Linked DNA regions of Homo sapiens: all the other regions are linked to region 2. Evidence: chromatin loops called from intact Hi-C (ENCODE). Cell type or tissue: MCF 10A. All regions are shown on one strand.

Region 1 (5,000 bases), 1.2 Mb before region 2:
TTCCGTTAACGTATGTTACACTTAATTGGTAATGGAGTTTTATCCCTTGAACTGGGAGAGGCTCAAGAGTCAGCATAGGTGAAAAGAACCAAGGCTTTTAGGGGAAACAGCAAGAGCTCCTGAAGGAAGTAAAAAAGGGGTAAGGAGAGGGGATTTTGTAGAGTTGAAGCTGGTTGTGTGGTATTTGGGGCTTTAAGAAAAATTGGAAAAATTTCTATGTCTGTCTTGTCCACTGTAGTAGCCAACTGGTATTTGGAGCCTTAAGAGGAATTGGAACATTTTCTCTCTGTGCTGTTCACTGCAGCAGCCAATTGCTGGGATAGTATCCCAGCTGGCCTTATAGTGTCTGGGTGGAGATTAATTTAATTTCAGTGTATTTCCCTTGCTTACAATTCCATCTCTATTTCCTGCAAACTGCTGGATCTCTGAGTTACTAGTAAAATGCCACAAAGTCTAAATTTTTCCTTTTTTGGGGGGCCTAAAAAAATGAATTGTGACCTATATGATTACTGATGGTACCCAGCTTGGTTCTCAGAGATGTGTCAGGTAGATTTTTGTCTGAAAGATTGAGCATCTAGGGCAGTATTACCAGGAAGATGAGAAGGCTTAGGATCTCAAAAATGGGGGTTCCTTCTGATGGCTCAGAGCAAAAGGTCTCCAGTGAGATGGAGTAGCTGTAGGAGATGGGAGAGAACTTAAAGTCCAAGACAAAGTGCCAAGATTTTAGAGGATGTTCCTGCATCGTCAGAGCAGGCATTGGTTGCTCAGGAGCTGTGAAGAAGGAGCCTCTGAATATGTGAAATATGACTGTTGAATTAAATGATTCAGTAGTTGCAGTAATAAGTATTAAGTAGGATGGATACTTTAGGAAGCTGAGTTAGTGAATTTGAAGATCAGTTGGATGAATTCTCTTAGGATTCAGAAAGAAAGAGGATAAAGATTATGAACTAAAAAGGCATGGATGATAGTTTCAGATTTGTTGAACTATCCAGTATAGTAGCCACCAGCCACTATGGCTATTGAGTGCTTGAAGAAAAGCTAGTCTGAATTGAGATGATCAACTTATAGAAAAGAATACTACGACCACCCTGTAATTTCCAAACCCCATTGTTCTACTTTATCTTTTTCACAGCATGTATCACCACCTGGCATTTTATGTATTTATTTCTCTTTCCACACTAGACTACAAGCTCCATTGGAATCGGGATTTTGAACTGTCTTGTTCAACACTCCACTCCAGTGCCTAGACAGTGCCTTGTGTATGTATAGATACTGACAAATATTTCAAAATAAATAAAACTGTATCAGCATTCTTGGGACTCCGTGTGGCAGTGCCTGGAAGATGGTGTGTTTTGCTGCTGCAGGAATTGTCAAGGGGCTGGGCAGAGGGCATGTGAAGTAACCTGGGACCTGTTGGTCACCCTGGGTGATGTGATGGCCTCATTCTACTGGTACTTGCTGTTGCTGCTGCTGTACTCCCACTTGGAGAGTTTGGCCCAGCAGTTCCTGAACCATATTTGTTACCTGTTCTCACTCAGGTTGAGTTCTGTGGCCAGTTTATATTCTCAAAGTATTTCTCTTACTCCAGTTGTTGTACTTTGTTGACATTGTATTCCTGGTGCTGCCTCAACTGAGAGGAAAGGGTGGATGTTAATTCCCGAGGTTCTTGTATCTTTTATTCCAGTACTGTTCTCTTCATGGGTATTTGCTGATGCTTTATTAGTTCGAAATGCAAGAATTTAGGGAAAATCATACTTATTTGATTAAAAAAAATGGCGTGTACTGAACTATCTGGTGAACTATTTTGAATTACACTGTATTGTGAACTACATTTGGTTGGATAATAGAGAGCTTGTATAATAACTTGAAATTGAGCTAGGTGCTCCTTTGTGATGCCATCTTAATTTTGTTATTTCTCAACACTTTTTAGTTCTTTATTTCATTACTTTTAATGGCAAAAACTGTAATTACTTTTGCACCAACCTAATTCCTGCTGTGAGCAATTGGCTGTGATAATTTAAGTAGCCACTAGAGGTCATTCAAGCACCAGAAAAAAAGTTGTGCAAGTTTTAAGAATTTATGTTTCAGTTTCCAAAAGCAGGATCTGTGGAGGCTGAGCAGGTACATGGTACCATGTTTCATCTTTTTCCTGTTTTTTTTTTTTTTTTTTTTTTTTTTAGAAGTTTCTGCTACAGGATGTGTGGCTCCATTCCACTGGTGATTTTTACCATTTGAGATGAATAAGATGAATGAAAACCATTATAGTCTCTCCAGAAAAATAAAGTCAACACCTAGCACATGATTTTAGGGGATCTGGGAACCCCGTGGAGTGAATCTTTGGTTCATAACTCTTGAGACCAGTTTTCTGTAAAACTCACAATTGGGTGCTTGTAGATAATTTTTCAATAATCAGTAACAAAATTTCAAGTGTAAGATGAATCCTAAATTCTCTATTAGGTTTACTCTCAGTGAACAGGAAAAATTGTGGTTGCAGACCCTATAAGCATCTTATTTTATTTTACTTACTTATTTATTTTTTTGCGATAGAGTCTCGCTCTGTTGCCCAGGCTGTAGTGCAGTGGTGTGATCTTGGCTCGTTGTAACCTCTGCCTCCCGGGTTGAAGAGATTCTCAGCCTCAGCTTCACGAGTAGCTTGGACCACAGGTTCATGCCACCATGCTCTGCTAAGTTTTGTATTTTTAGTAGAGACACGGTTTCATCATGTTGGTCAGGCTGGTCTTGAACTCCTGGCCTCAAGTGATCCATTTGTCTTGGCTTCCCCAAAGTATTGGGATTACAGGCATGAGACACTGCACCTGGCCCCTATAAGCATTTTAATGGCATAGAACCTCATTTTGTTACTCACCTTTGTACCCCACAGTGCCGAGCCAGCAAAGTAATGTGTATTTTAGGCAGTTAATGCTGGAGAGTTTAATGAATGATTAAAAGAATGTCAGAAGAATATGATGGTATAATTTGTTATAAAGAGACAGAAAAAATGGAGCAAAAATCTATTTTACTATCCTTGTAATATAATTTAAATCTCTTTCATCTTATTCTGTCATCAACAGCTACAGAAAATAACTGGTCATGATCTCCTTTATGCATTTAGAAGCATTTATTGACATCTGTATCTTTTTTACTGAAAAATATAACCATCTGAAGCTTATATTCCTAGATAACACATTTACCACTCTGTAATCATTGTGGTTTCTATGTGTAATAATTTTAAAAAACATTTCTGATATTAAGCCAATATATTTAGTCTGAAGCGTGCAGTGGATATATTTTATGAAATTTAATATAGACCCATCAAATTCTAAAACTGAAAGGAATTTTTTTTGTGACTGAGTCTCACTCTGTTGCCCAGGCTGGATTGCAGTGGCGTGATCTTGGCTCACTGCAACCTCTGTCACCCAGGTTCAAACGATTCTCCTGCCTCAGCCTCCCGAGTAGCTGGGATTACAGGCATGCACTACCACGCCCAGCTAATTTATTTTGTATTTTTAGTAGAGATGGGGTTTCACCATGTTGGCCAGGCTGATCACGAACTCTTGACCTCAAATAATCCATCCGCCTCAGCCTCCCAAAGTGCTGGGATTACAGGCATGAGCCACCACTCCTGGCCAAAAGGAGTATTAACAGACATTTTAGGTTAACCCATTCATTAAATTTCTTTATTATCAGCTGGGCGTGGTGACTCACGGCTGTAATCCCAGTACTTTGGGAGGCTGAGGTGGGAGGATAACTTGAGCCTAGGAGTTTGAGACCAGCCTGGGCAACATAAGGAGACCCTGTCTCTAGAAAAAATAGAGTTTGGTGTGGTGGTGCACGTCTGTGGTCCCAGCTACTCAGGAGGCTGAGACATGACCCTGGGAGGTTGAGGCTGTAGTGGGCTATTATCATGCTATTGCACTCCAGCTTGGGCAACAGAGCAAGACCCTGTCTCAAATTTTTTTTTTTTAAATTATGGAAAATTTCAACATATATAGAAGTAGAGAGGCTAGAGTAATGAGGTAGTATCATTTGCTTCCAGCAATCAACACTGGCTAATCTTGTTTCATCTTGTGTCCTGCTTTCATTCCCCCTCTCCCTTTTTCTCTCCCTCTCTCTTTCTTGCTGGAGTATTTTAAATAAAATGATATCATTTTACTAGTAAATATCTTTTGCTAGCAGAAAAGGATTAGAAAAATGTATAACCATGATTTCATTATCACACCCAATACATTCAGCAGTAGTCTCTGAATATCATCTAATACCCAGTTAGTGTTCAGATTTTCTTGGTGGTTTCATACATGTCATTTTGTAATTTTTCTTTGAGCCAGGATTGCGTTTAGATATTGTGACCCTTAAGTCTCTTAATTCCTGGTCTCTTATTTTTTAGTGTCATTTATTTGTTACAGACAAATTGTCCCTTGTCTTGGCCCAAATTGGAATACCAGAAGCTTTACTGCACCCTTTTGGTGTTATTTAATATAGTCCTTTATCACCTGCCTTTCCTTTCTTGCGCATGGCTGCTTAGATGTGGACCCTTGATTCAGTACTTTTTTTTGGGGGGATGGCTTGGGGAAATAGGAATTTGTCACAGTTGGTGCTGTATTTCTCCTACTGCTTCATAGGAAGTGAGACAATTAAACATTATATGCCTCTATTAGAGGGGTTAAAGTTGATCACTAGACTCAGATGTTGTCAGCCTTATTATAAATATTCCCATCACTCTTTTTTTTTCTTCATACCCTTATCTGTGAGTCAGGAACTCCTCACTCTTTTTTTTTTTTTTTTTTTTTAACAGTTTTAACATCAATCGATTATTGTCTACATGTAGTAATCCTTTAGAGTTGCAAAATGATAATTTTCTTATTCTGTAATTTCCTTTCTATTTGTAGTTGGAAGTTTTCTTACAGAAGATCTTTCCCTGATCAACTATTTGGTTATCCTTAAAATAGAGTTTGTTTTGCAAGGCAGGATAAATGCTTGATTGTTCCTCTTCATAGGTCAGT
Region 2 (5,000 bases):
TAATCTTTACTGGGAGAGGTGATGGAGTCCAATTTGTACTTTAAAATGTCACTCATCCCAGCACTTTGGGAGGCCAAGGCGGGCAAATCATAAGGTCAGGAGTTTGAGACCAGCCTGGCCAACATGGTGAAACCCCGTCTCTACTAAAAATACAAAAAATTAGCTGGGCGTGATGGTGGGTGCCTGTAATCCCAGCTACTCTGGAGGCTGAGGCAGAAGAATAGCTTGAACCTGGGAGGCGAAGGTTGCAGTGAGCCGAGATTGCACCACTGCACTCCAGCCTGGGCGACAGTGCGAGACTCTGTCTCAAAAAAATAAATAAATAAAATAAAATGTCACTCAGGCTGCTCCAGGGAGAATGAACTAATGGAAAGAGAGTGAGAATGGGGGGCCCCGTGGATAGGTCTTTACTGCAACTCAGGCAGCAGTTATTATGGGTTACTGTACATTTACCTTGAGAAGAATTTTGCATTTAACAAAACAAAGTTCTGAGAAAGCAACTATAAATAAGTGTCACCTTCCCCCAACCTCAAGGGTAACTTTCCCTAGTACAGTTTTTGAAAAGGCAGGATGTCCAATGTCCCTCCTAGGCTGTCCACCCAGTAGCAGGGTCCTTCTCACTCAGTGAGCACCCCTGGGACCCTGGCACCAGCCTCTTCAATGGGATACTGCTATCCCTATACAAGCTCCAGCAGAGAAGGATATAAGTGAATCACTTCTGTCGTGACTGCTCAGCTCTTAATTCCTGAAACTCCGCCAGCCCTGGCTTATCAAAGTCCCAGTTTCTTCTTGCCCAGCCTTTGGTTTTCAGGCAGGACCTACCTTCTACCATAAGAAGGTCAATTTCAGAGCAATTCACTGATGGCTGTGTAGAGATCCAGCCAAACAATAATGTACATGGCTCTGCCTCCTCACTGGGAAGCAAGAGGAGGAGTCTCATAACATATGTACCGTTGTTTCTATAATATAATTTAAAAAGCTGGTGGGAATTCCATTTAGCCACCTCAGCACTGTTCACTCAATGGTTCTCAAATATAATGTGCATAAGAAACACCCTGATGTTTCACAAAATGCATATGCCTAGGAAACAAATGACAATGTCAAATGGAGTAATTAGGGAGCATTTAATGAGAACTATTTATAAAAGTGCAGGAAAAACTAAGAAAAACACAAAATATGGTATAAGAGTGGAAGCTGTTATCATCCCTATGTCTCAAGGACCAAGGAAGGAAACCAGGAGAGAAGAGTTATCAGAGACACCTGCCTAAAAGAGCTGTGGCCTTGGGTAGAGGGACAAAGCAAAAGAAAGCCAGGGCAGTAAGCACCGGGACCTCACTCTCCTCCTGTCTCTACTGATGCCCCTCGGCCAAACCCAACCAGAAGCCAGAGAGCAAGGAAGTCCCTTGATGCAGCCCATTCAGTCCACACAAGCCAGCCACCCAGGCCCAGGCTAGGGTAGAGAAGTGTGGAAAGTGGATCTGAAGAGACAAATAGAAAACATCTAACCCATACTGCATACAGACAAAGAGTGGTTACCAATCTGCTGGCTTCACTGGATTGTCTGGTAAATTCTAGATGCTGTGGTTTAATGGCAATATTGGCAAACTGGAGATGAATTAGATAAGGTGATAACAGTGCTGAAAGTTAAGCCATTTTAAGAATGACTTTATTATAACACAAATCAGAATATTGAGTCTGGAGACCACAAGATTTGAGAGGAATAACCATAGCTGTGTGGTTTAAACTGTTTGATCTGATTTGACCCGTTTTGATAGGTTTAACTGGTTTGAACTGCTCCACAAATGCATGTCAAATCTTTACTTTTTCTGATTAATTACTTAAGTAGACACAAACATTATTAACATTTAATTCAGTATATTCCCCTTGAGGCTTCGCAGATGCCCACACTGGATTCCCAGGGGGGTTACTCAGTTACAAAGGAGTCAGCCTTCCCTGATGCAAACGGGAATCCCAGTCACAAAACAGTCAGCCTTCCCTGATGCTGCAGAGAGGGAACTGGAGTCTGGGTATCCCATGGCAACCACTGTTTCTCACTGCAACAGACTATGGCTGTTAGAGCTTAGACCCACACTATCCCATGGGTGCTCATCCACAGGGATGATCCCTATGCAAGTATAGAGGCTTGCAAGCTTGGGCACCAAGGTAGTAACTCTCTTTTAGTCCACACGCACACCTCCAGTCTCTTCCCCAGGGTGGAAACAGGCCACAAGCTGGCCCCATTAGTGCCCAGGCAGGTCTGGTTCCAGGCCCTCATGCAGACTGCGAACCACTGTCTCCACTTCTCCATCTCCGCCACCTCTCTGGCTGCCCATAGGTAAGGCTGCCTTATTTTCAGACCTTTAAAATGTAATACATCTTGAAAACATGCTTCTCCCTTAACAACTGAGGCTACTTTCCCTACACATAGCCTTTGGGGAAAGCTACCCCCAGGGGCATCAAAGTGGTTTCTAATGAAGCTAGAAACTGTGACATGTGACATAGAAGATAACGTCCTCTCACTAAAGAAAACAGAGCAAAGTGCAATCTGTAGTAAGGTGCCTTGTTGGCGACACATCTGTCCACAGAGCCCCCTACACACATTCACAGAATAATGTCATGAGGGTCCTCATATTTTGGAGCCACAGGAGCAGAAGCTTCAAGAAGTAAAAGGTAAAAGGTGACAGATTTCCATTCAACACCAGAAAGAAATGCATAACGATTAAAGCTGTTTCAGAAAACCGGGCCTTAGTGACTTTGGGAATTTTGCCTATCATATATGTTAAGAGGGGTGGATTCATACAGGTGCGCACCAAGTCAATTCTTGCCTCCAGAGAATTTGTCTGAGGGGCATAAGGCAGAGTGAGAGACTGAGGCAAGTTTTAGAGTAGGACTGAAAGTGTATTAAAAGTTTTAGAGCAGGAATGAAAGAAAGTCAGGTACATTTGGAAGAGAGCCAAGTGGTTGACCTGAGAGATCCAAGAGCTCCATCTAGCCCTCGATTTGGGGAATCATTGGCATGATTCCAGGGTTTGCGTTTCTTCTCCCCTGATTCTTCCCTGGGGGTGGGCTGGCCACATGCACAGTGGCCTGACAGCACTTGGGATGAGCCGCATGTGCAGTATGTTTACTAAAGTTGAGTGCATGCCCATTTGAGGTGTTTTTTTCCCTTACCAGCTTAGCGTTTCCAGAAGAAGGTCATACACCAGTTAAACTCCGCCATTTTGCCTCTTAGTGCGCATGCTTGAGCCCACTTGCCCAGCTCCTGAAATCTTACTGGGAAGCTGCTTATCACCAGTTTCAGGTGTTTTCTATCTATTGGGAGACCGCCGTTCCCTGGCGCCAGCTGTGGCCAATTATTATTTTAGAGAGCTAGTTTAACAACTACCTGACCATCACCTGACGGTTGCCTGACATTCTTTGGATAGTGGGGAGGCCCTCTCCTGCCCTGCTCATGTCTGCTTCGCTACCTACTCTAACATATGTATCACAAACTAAGGGGAGGAGATGGTTTACTGAACAAATGGTGTTGAGGAAAATGGCTGTTTTTGAAGGCGATAAAAAGTTATATCTAATCTAGACTTCACAATAAATAAAAATTAAGATGTGTGAAATATACACTAAATATTTTTAAAAGGACATAAACATCTAAATGTTAAAAAATGATATTTAAGTTATTTCAGGATGAGAAGGAGTTTCTGTGAATAAATATAACAAAAGATCTCATGTAGAAAGGTTTAACTACATAAAATTTAAAATATCTACTCTAAGTTTTGTAACATATTTTATTGTTTATCTATCCCTTGTTGGAGGCAGGGTCTGTATAGACACCAAGGACCTTAACCAGCTCTCTTTTTCTCTCACACATAACAAAACAATAACAAAAGGAAAATTATAAACCAGGAAAGAAATATGAAAATAAATGTAACAAACAAAGGTTATAATTTAAGTCATGTTAAACTCTTTTAAATTAATCTTGAAAACATCACACCAATAGGAAAAACATGAGCAAAGGAAATGTAGTGTTAAATCACAGAAGGATGAATATAAATGACCAATATAAGCATATGAAAAAATACATTCAACTTTTCTGTATCAAAGATACAGAAAACAAAACAATGATGAGATGTCATTTTTCAATTATGAAACTGACAGGTTTGTAAAATGAGGAAGTAGGCCAAGTTGCACCAAGAGAGGCTCTCTTATTTAAGAAAAAAAAGGCTTAGTTTTGCTGTAAGCTCCCTGTCCCTCAAATAGATTAAAGAGAAGCTGGCTACCAACCCTCAGAGATGTGGCAGGGAGGATTCTAGGCTAGGGGAGAGGTTAGGGCCAGTAAGCGCAAGCTTTCCTCTGCTTCTCTGGCTTTCAGTGCTGTGTCTCAGAGCTGGATTCCCACATAGCTGACATGAAAGCAGAGACTTTCCAAAAAACAGGCTCTCCCAGACCTCACTTTCTATCTTTTCTTAGCTTAATGAATCCATTGCTTATAGGTAGAAGCTTGTCCTCAAAGCACTAGCATATGGGTGGATGTGTTGAAGATCTAATTAAGGACAGGGTCCAGTTGTCCAAGGTTCTGTGATATAATGTATACCAAAAAAAAAAGTCTGCCTATGTTCTCTCAGTCCAGCCCTTTTGTGAGTAATGACTTAGCACATGTGGCCTAGCAAGAGGGTGCCCAGGAACAAGCCCAGTCAACCTGGCATGGTGTGAGGCAGCTTCCTGCATTCCTCCAAGGAAGCAATCTCAGTACATGGCAGCTATTGCTGCAAACCAGAAACCAGTACCAGCAGGTTCAGTATGGAATATTGATCCATAATTACGCTTTACTTAAAAGATAAAATGAGTCTTTCTCCCTCTCTCCCCACCCTGTTTCTCCCTCTCCCCTTTGCCCTCCCCATCTCCTCCCCACCCCTTTTTTTGTCTCTGTCTCTCTGTCAATGTACACTAATCTCTATCACATACACCAGTAAGTATGTCAGGCTGAAAACATTCCAAATTGTGCA
Region 3 (5,000 bases), 1.0 Mb before region 2:
GTTAAGGATGACTCTCCTAGTTTTCTGGTTTGTTTAATAAGGTAGAGAGTGATACTATACAGTAGGATATTGTGCTCTGGAAGACAACCAGGTTTGGTGAGATGATGATTTTTATTTTGGATATACAGAGTTTGAACCTCTTTAAGACAGATAAAATCAGATGTCAAGTCAACAGTTGAATATATTGGCATATAACTTAGATACCGTATTTGAGCTGCAGATATGTAATTGGAAGATATCTGTATAGATAAGTGGTAATTTAAATCATTGGTAGGAATGAGATAGCCTGTGTTAAACAGTTAGAGGATAGTTGTGGGCCTAGAACTCAGTCTTGATAGACTTCAGCATTTAAGAGCATGAACCAGCAAAAGACACAGAGAAGGAACAACCAGAGAAACTGGAGAAGAAAGCTAATAAAGGATGAGGTTATGATAGAGGAACGGCAGGAGTGGCAACAGTATTGAATGCTGTTGACTTGTGTAGTTGAAGGCAGATGAAGGCCCATTGGATTTGATGTCATGTGACTTTAGAGATAGTGATGAGAGAGAAAGCCAGATTGAAGGTGATTGAAGAACAAGTAGGTTGAACAGTGATTATGGCTCTAGCCACATAATTGTTGACTAGAACAGAAGATGCTAACTGATACAGAATCAAGGCTAACTTCCTGATTTGGGTTCATCCTCACGTGATGGGGTGCAAATAGTAATACATGGAAACGCAAATGCATGCATAAGTCTATTGAGAGAGCCACATAAATGCTAAGTATCAAGATTTCAATACATTTTATGTATATATGTATATTATGTATAAAACTCCAATTTACAATGGAAATTGGTTGGAAGTTCTTCCTGAGAAGTAAAAGTTGGGTGGATGGGTGAGAATAACAGAAATGGATAGATGGATGATGGTAACCAGGGAGACTGCCTTACAGGGCCTTTTGCATGGTGAAATCAGTGGACTTGTTGCCCTGTAGGGAGTTGGGGGGAATGGGAACTTGAGAAAATGACTAGTAGGTCCAGCAAAGGGGAGAAAATGTGGAGAGGACCTAAAAGTTTGTAGTAACACCTTAAATGTCTAAGGTGATGGTCCAGTAGACTCCCTAGTTCCGGGTTGGAAGTGGTTGGTTCAGAAATGAATGTTTAAAGAATGCCAGTAGTTTGAAAGAAGAAATAAGTTAGCTTTAAAAGGCAGGTATCATAAAACTAGTAGATAAAGAGACACGTAAAAGCCAGATATTTAGATATTGTCTGCCATCTGTATAACCCAGTGTTAAAATGAAACATTTTCTTTGGATGAGACAATTGAAATTCATGTGAATTATCTAGGGTCCCAAGCAAATTGAATACTAATGATAAACAAATATGCAGTTAACTTGTGGCTTTACTTTGAACCTTTGAAACATAAAGAGCCCTCTTCTGTCCAGACATCTCTTTGTCTTTCATTTATCACCTGGAGAATATTGTTCGTTTCCATTCGCCAAGGCAAATGGAATCAGGATATTAGCAGAGAGATCTGAAGTTGCTTTATTTTCTTTCTTTATAGATGTTTTGAGTTTTCTGAGGCAAAAATTGTGCCCGACAAGTTGCTACAAATCTAAACGTCAATATGATTGGGAGGGTGCCCTCTGGAAACACTTGCCTTGGCGGCATTTTTGGATAGATGCTATCAAGTGTTTTATCATGAGAGGTAATCTTTGCACTTTCCTGTATGTAGACTGGTGATGTACATCGAGAGAGACAGCAGAAAGACCACTCCAGGCAAGGAGCAGCAAAGTGGCAATGAATACCTGTCCAAATGCCTGGATCTTCTCATCTGTCACATTGTGCAGGAGCTGCCACGAATCCTGGGTAAATTGGAGTCTCATCCTCAGGCCCCATTTCTGCTTTTACGTTTCTAAGACTTGGCTTTTAGGCATCAGTTCTTTTTTATTCTTACTTGTCTGTTCTTGAAGGCAAATGCAGACACTTTTTAACGAATATGTAGTTTCAAGATTTAAATTTGCTTTATCTGTTTTTGTAATTATTTTGCATCAATGACATGATGAGGCATGATGAGACAATGCCACATTAAGGTGTGATCCGAGGTAAACTGGCCATTTTAGAAAATATACAAAAGAAAAGCGGTTTAATTGCTTAAAATTGGACTTATGCTAGTATTTGGGGGTAACTTTTCGTAAGTTTTTTTTTGCCTAAATCAGAAGAAAAGAATTTTCTCTTGAAATTAGAGCACAAATTTATTTATTGTTAAAAAAACTTTGAATAGATTTTATTTATTTTTTTTCCCTTGCTGAAACAAGATTTTCTTTTATTTATACAAATGTATTGGGTATATGAGAAATTTTGTTATATGTATAAAATGCATAGTGATCAAGCCAGGGTATTTAGGGTGTCCGTCACCCACCTATAATACATTTTTGTTAACTATAATCACCCTGCTCTGCTATCAAACACTGAATTTATTTCTTCTATTTTACTGTATGTTCATACCCTTTGACCCACTTTTTTTCCTCATCCCTCCACATCCATTCACCCTTCTCAGCCTTTGTTATCTGTCTTTCCATTTTCTACTGCCATATAATCATTTTTTAACTCCCACAATAAATGAGAATAAAAATGCATGGATTTTAATTTTGAATATTAAAATGTGATATTAAGGAATTTTGATATTCATTTAAAGTTCAAAGTTTGAAACTTTCTTTGGTTTGAAAAATTTATCTTAAGATAAAACATCTAATAATGATTTGCAAAGGATGTTTATTACAGCTAAAGAAATACCTTATTTCATTGTTATTTGCAGAAATTAAAATAACCTTGGGAGCATGTATGTGTAGCTTAAATCCCATTCCATGCTTTTCCAGCAGATGTAGCTATAAACCAGAAATGTTTAGAATGTTAAATTTGATCCAAGCTATTATAGTAGAGGGTACTTAGTTTCAGGAATTCAGAACATTAAATCAAAGTAATGAAAATGTCTTCAAGGCTAACTGACAGCAACTTTTTTGCCCCTTACTGATGCTTTAGGAGATTATTTTTGCCTGTTGATGACTGAAAATAGAGCCTCTCAAAATTTATTTCGGATTGTAAGCTTTTTTACCTCAAACCTGAAGGCTATAATTTGGTCAGTTGGTAGCTAAATTCTTTATTACCGGACTTATCCTGTTTTAGGGTATGGCGATAAGATTCTGATGTCCACAAAGCAAGTTTTATTTATTGTTAGATTTATCATCCAATGAGAAGTTTTGGGAATTGACCTCTTTTTACCTCCAACCTATTCTCTTTTTTTTGATAGTTGTAAGTCGTGTTCTGTAATTCGTTCACTTATTATTATTATTATTATTATTATTATTATTATTATTATTTTGTGAGACAGAGTCTTGCTCTGTCGCCCAGGCTGGAGTGCAGTGGCACTATCTCAGCTCACTGCAACCTTCACCTCCCAGATTCAAGTGATTCTCCTGCCTCAGCCTCCCAAGTAGCTGGGACTACAGGCGCACACCATCATGCCCAGGCTAATTTTTGTGTTTTTATTAGAGATGGGGTTTCACTATTTTGGCCAGGATGGTCTCGATCTCCTGACCTCGTGATCTGCCCACCTCGGCCTCCCAAAGTGCTAGGATTACAGGCATGAGCCACTGCGCCTGGCCCATTTATTATTTTAAATATTTTTTCTTGTTTGCAAAAGCAACAAGTGCTCATGATTGAAATTTGGAAAATACAAAAAAAAAATTCTAAAGCTATTACTCTATTATAATAATTTATTAAATTTTATTTTTCATTTCCAAATGAGACGTTAAGTTTATTTATAGTGTCTTTGCAGAATATCACATTCTGTCCCCGGAGGCCATAAGTGTCTGTTGTAATTTCAGTACTTGTGAATAAGTATATCTGCTTATTTTATTTGGAGATTAATTACCTTAGAAGTCCCATGGGTATTCAAGCAATGACCAGTGGCTCCTAAGTATTTGTGGTTTTTAACCTCCACATATGCTCTGGGCTGTGCTTCACAGGTGACATTCTTAACTCCTTGGCTAATGTTTCTGGACGTAAACACCCATCAACAGTTCAAGTGAAACAGCTGAAGTTGTGTCTCCCCCTGATGCCTGTAGTGCTTCACCTCGTAACTTCACAGGTACTATTGTATTGAGGAGGAAAAGGATATAAATTTGCCTCTTCTCTTTGTAAACTGGAGCTGAGAATCCTCAACTCAAAACATTTTTTTTTTATTGAGCTAACGTTGTACATAGCTTCCAGAATTTAATCTGTAGAAACTCTCATCACACAGGTATTTCGACCTCAAGTTGTGACAGAAGAGTTTCTTTTCAGCTATGGAACTATTCTTGTGAGTAACACGAAATTTTCCTTGTTTCTAATAAAATTGTGACTTCCTCTACTGTTTGTAGAATTTGATGTCAGAATGAGGTAATTTAAAAATCCTGTTGGTATTTATTTGTCTCTAGGGAAGTGACCTTTTAATATTTTTATCTGTTGACTGTAATAAAATTTGACATTTGGAGAAAACACATTCTCTCCTGATAATGTATTTTGTTCAGAGACAGCCCAAATAGGGTAAATATGTCCACAGAAACACTTTCATAGATTTTGGTATTAAACATCATGAAAAAATATAATAAAACTGGTGAAAATGGAATGCTGGGAATATAGTATCATTATTATTTACTTCGGCTTATATTGTCCAATCATGTGCAGTTTCTTTTTTTTTTTTAAAGACAGAGTCTCGCTCTGTTGCCCAGGCTGGAGTGCAGTGGTGCGATCTTGGCTCACTGCAACCTCCGCCTCCTGGGTTCAAGCGATTCTCCTGACCCAGCCCCCACAGTGTCTCTTCTTATGATGGCATTTCTCTATGTTAAGCTCAGTTTAGCTTTTTCTTTAATTTTGAGGATACAAGTAGAAATGAAAAGTTATTGCATTATCTTTCACTTCTGTTTTTGCTCACAAAAATTCTTTTTGTTTAGCTCATGAATTATGTTATCTTTTTCCCTT

The links. A loop is a pair of places that touch in the nucleus more often than their neighbours do. Peaks named below come from ENCODE experiments on the same cell type or tissue, not always from the same donor. Only the 100,000 strongest peaks of a DNase experiment are listed, where the experiment ranks them.
Region 1: a loop joins it to region 2, with 11 times the contacts of the local background. A loop is called at or near these places in 10 of 110 quality-filtered maps.
Region 3: it touches region 2 in a loop (13-fold over the local background); 4 of 110 quality-filtered maps call a loop at or near these places.

Annotation. Positions count from the first base shown.
Region 1 is chr3:41,878,463-41,883,462 of GRCh38, reverse strand. The region is part of intron 17 of ULK4 (unc-51 like kinase 4); the gene reads left to right. Among named protein-coding and RNA genes, the nearest start is that of ULK4, 81 kb to the left of the region's middle. In MCF 10A, a CTCF peak has its summit at 2,040 (motif pointing right); no DNase peak of the experiment used is centred here.
Region 2 is chr3:40,718,087-40,723,086 of GRCh38, reverse strand. LOC124909370 (a long non-coding RNA gene) reads left to right here and starts at 2,086. Exons shown (of 2, transcript XR_007095888.1): 1 at 2,086-2,335. It also overlaps a transcript of LOC105377043 not described here. In MCF 10A, a CTCF peak has its summit at 3,019; a DNase peak (open chromatin) is centred at 2,986.
Region 3 is chr3:41,714,575-41,719,574 of GRCh38, reverse strand. ULK4 (unc-51 like kinase 4) reads left to right here. Exons shown (of 37, transcript NM_017886.4): 23 at 1,714-1,847; 24 at 4,007-4,128; 25 at 4,282-4,338. Among named protein-coding and RNA genes, the nearest start is that of ULK4, 250 kb to the left of the region's middle. In MCF 10A, no CTCF peak of the experiment used is centred here; no DNase peak of the experiment used is centred here.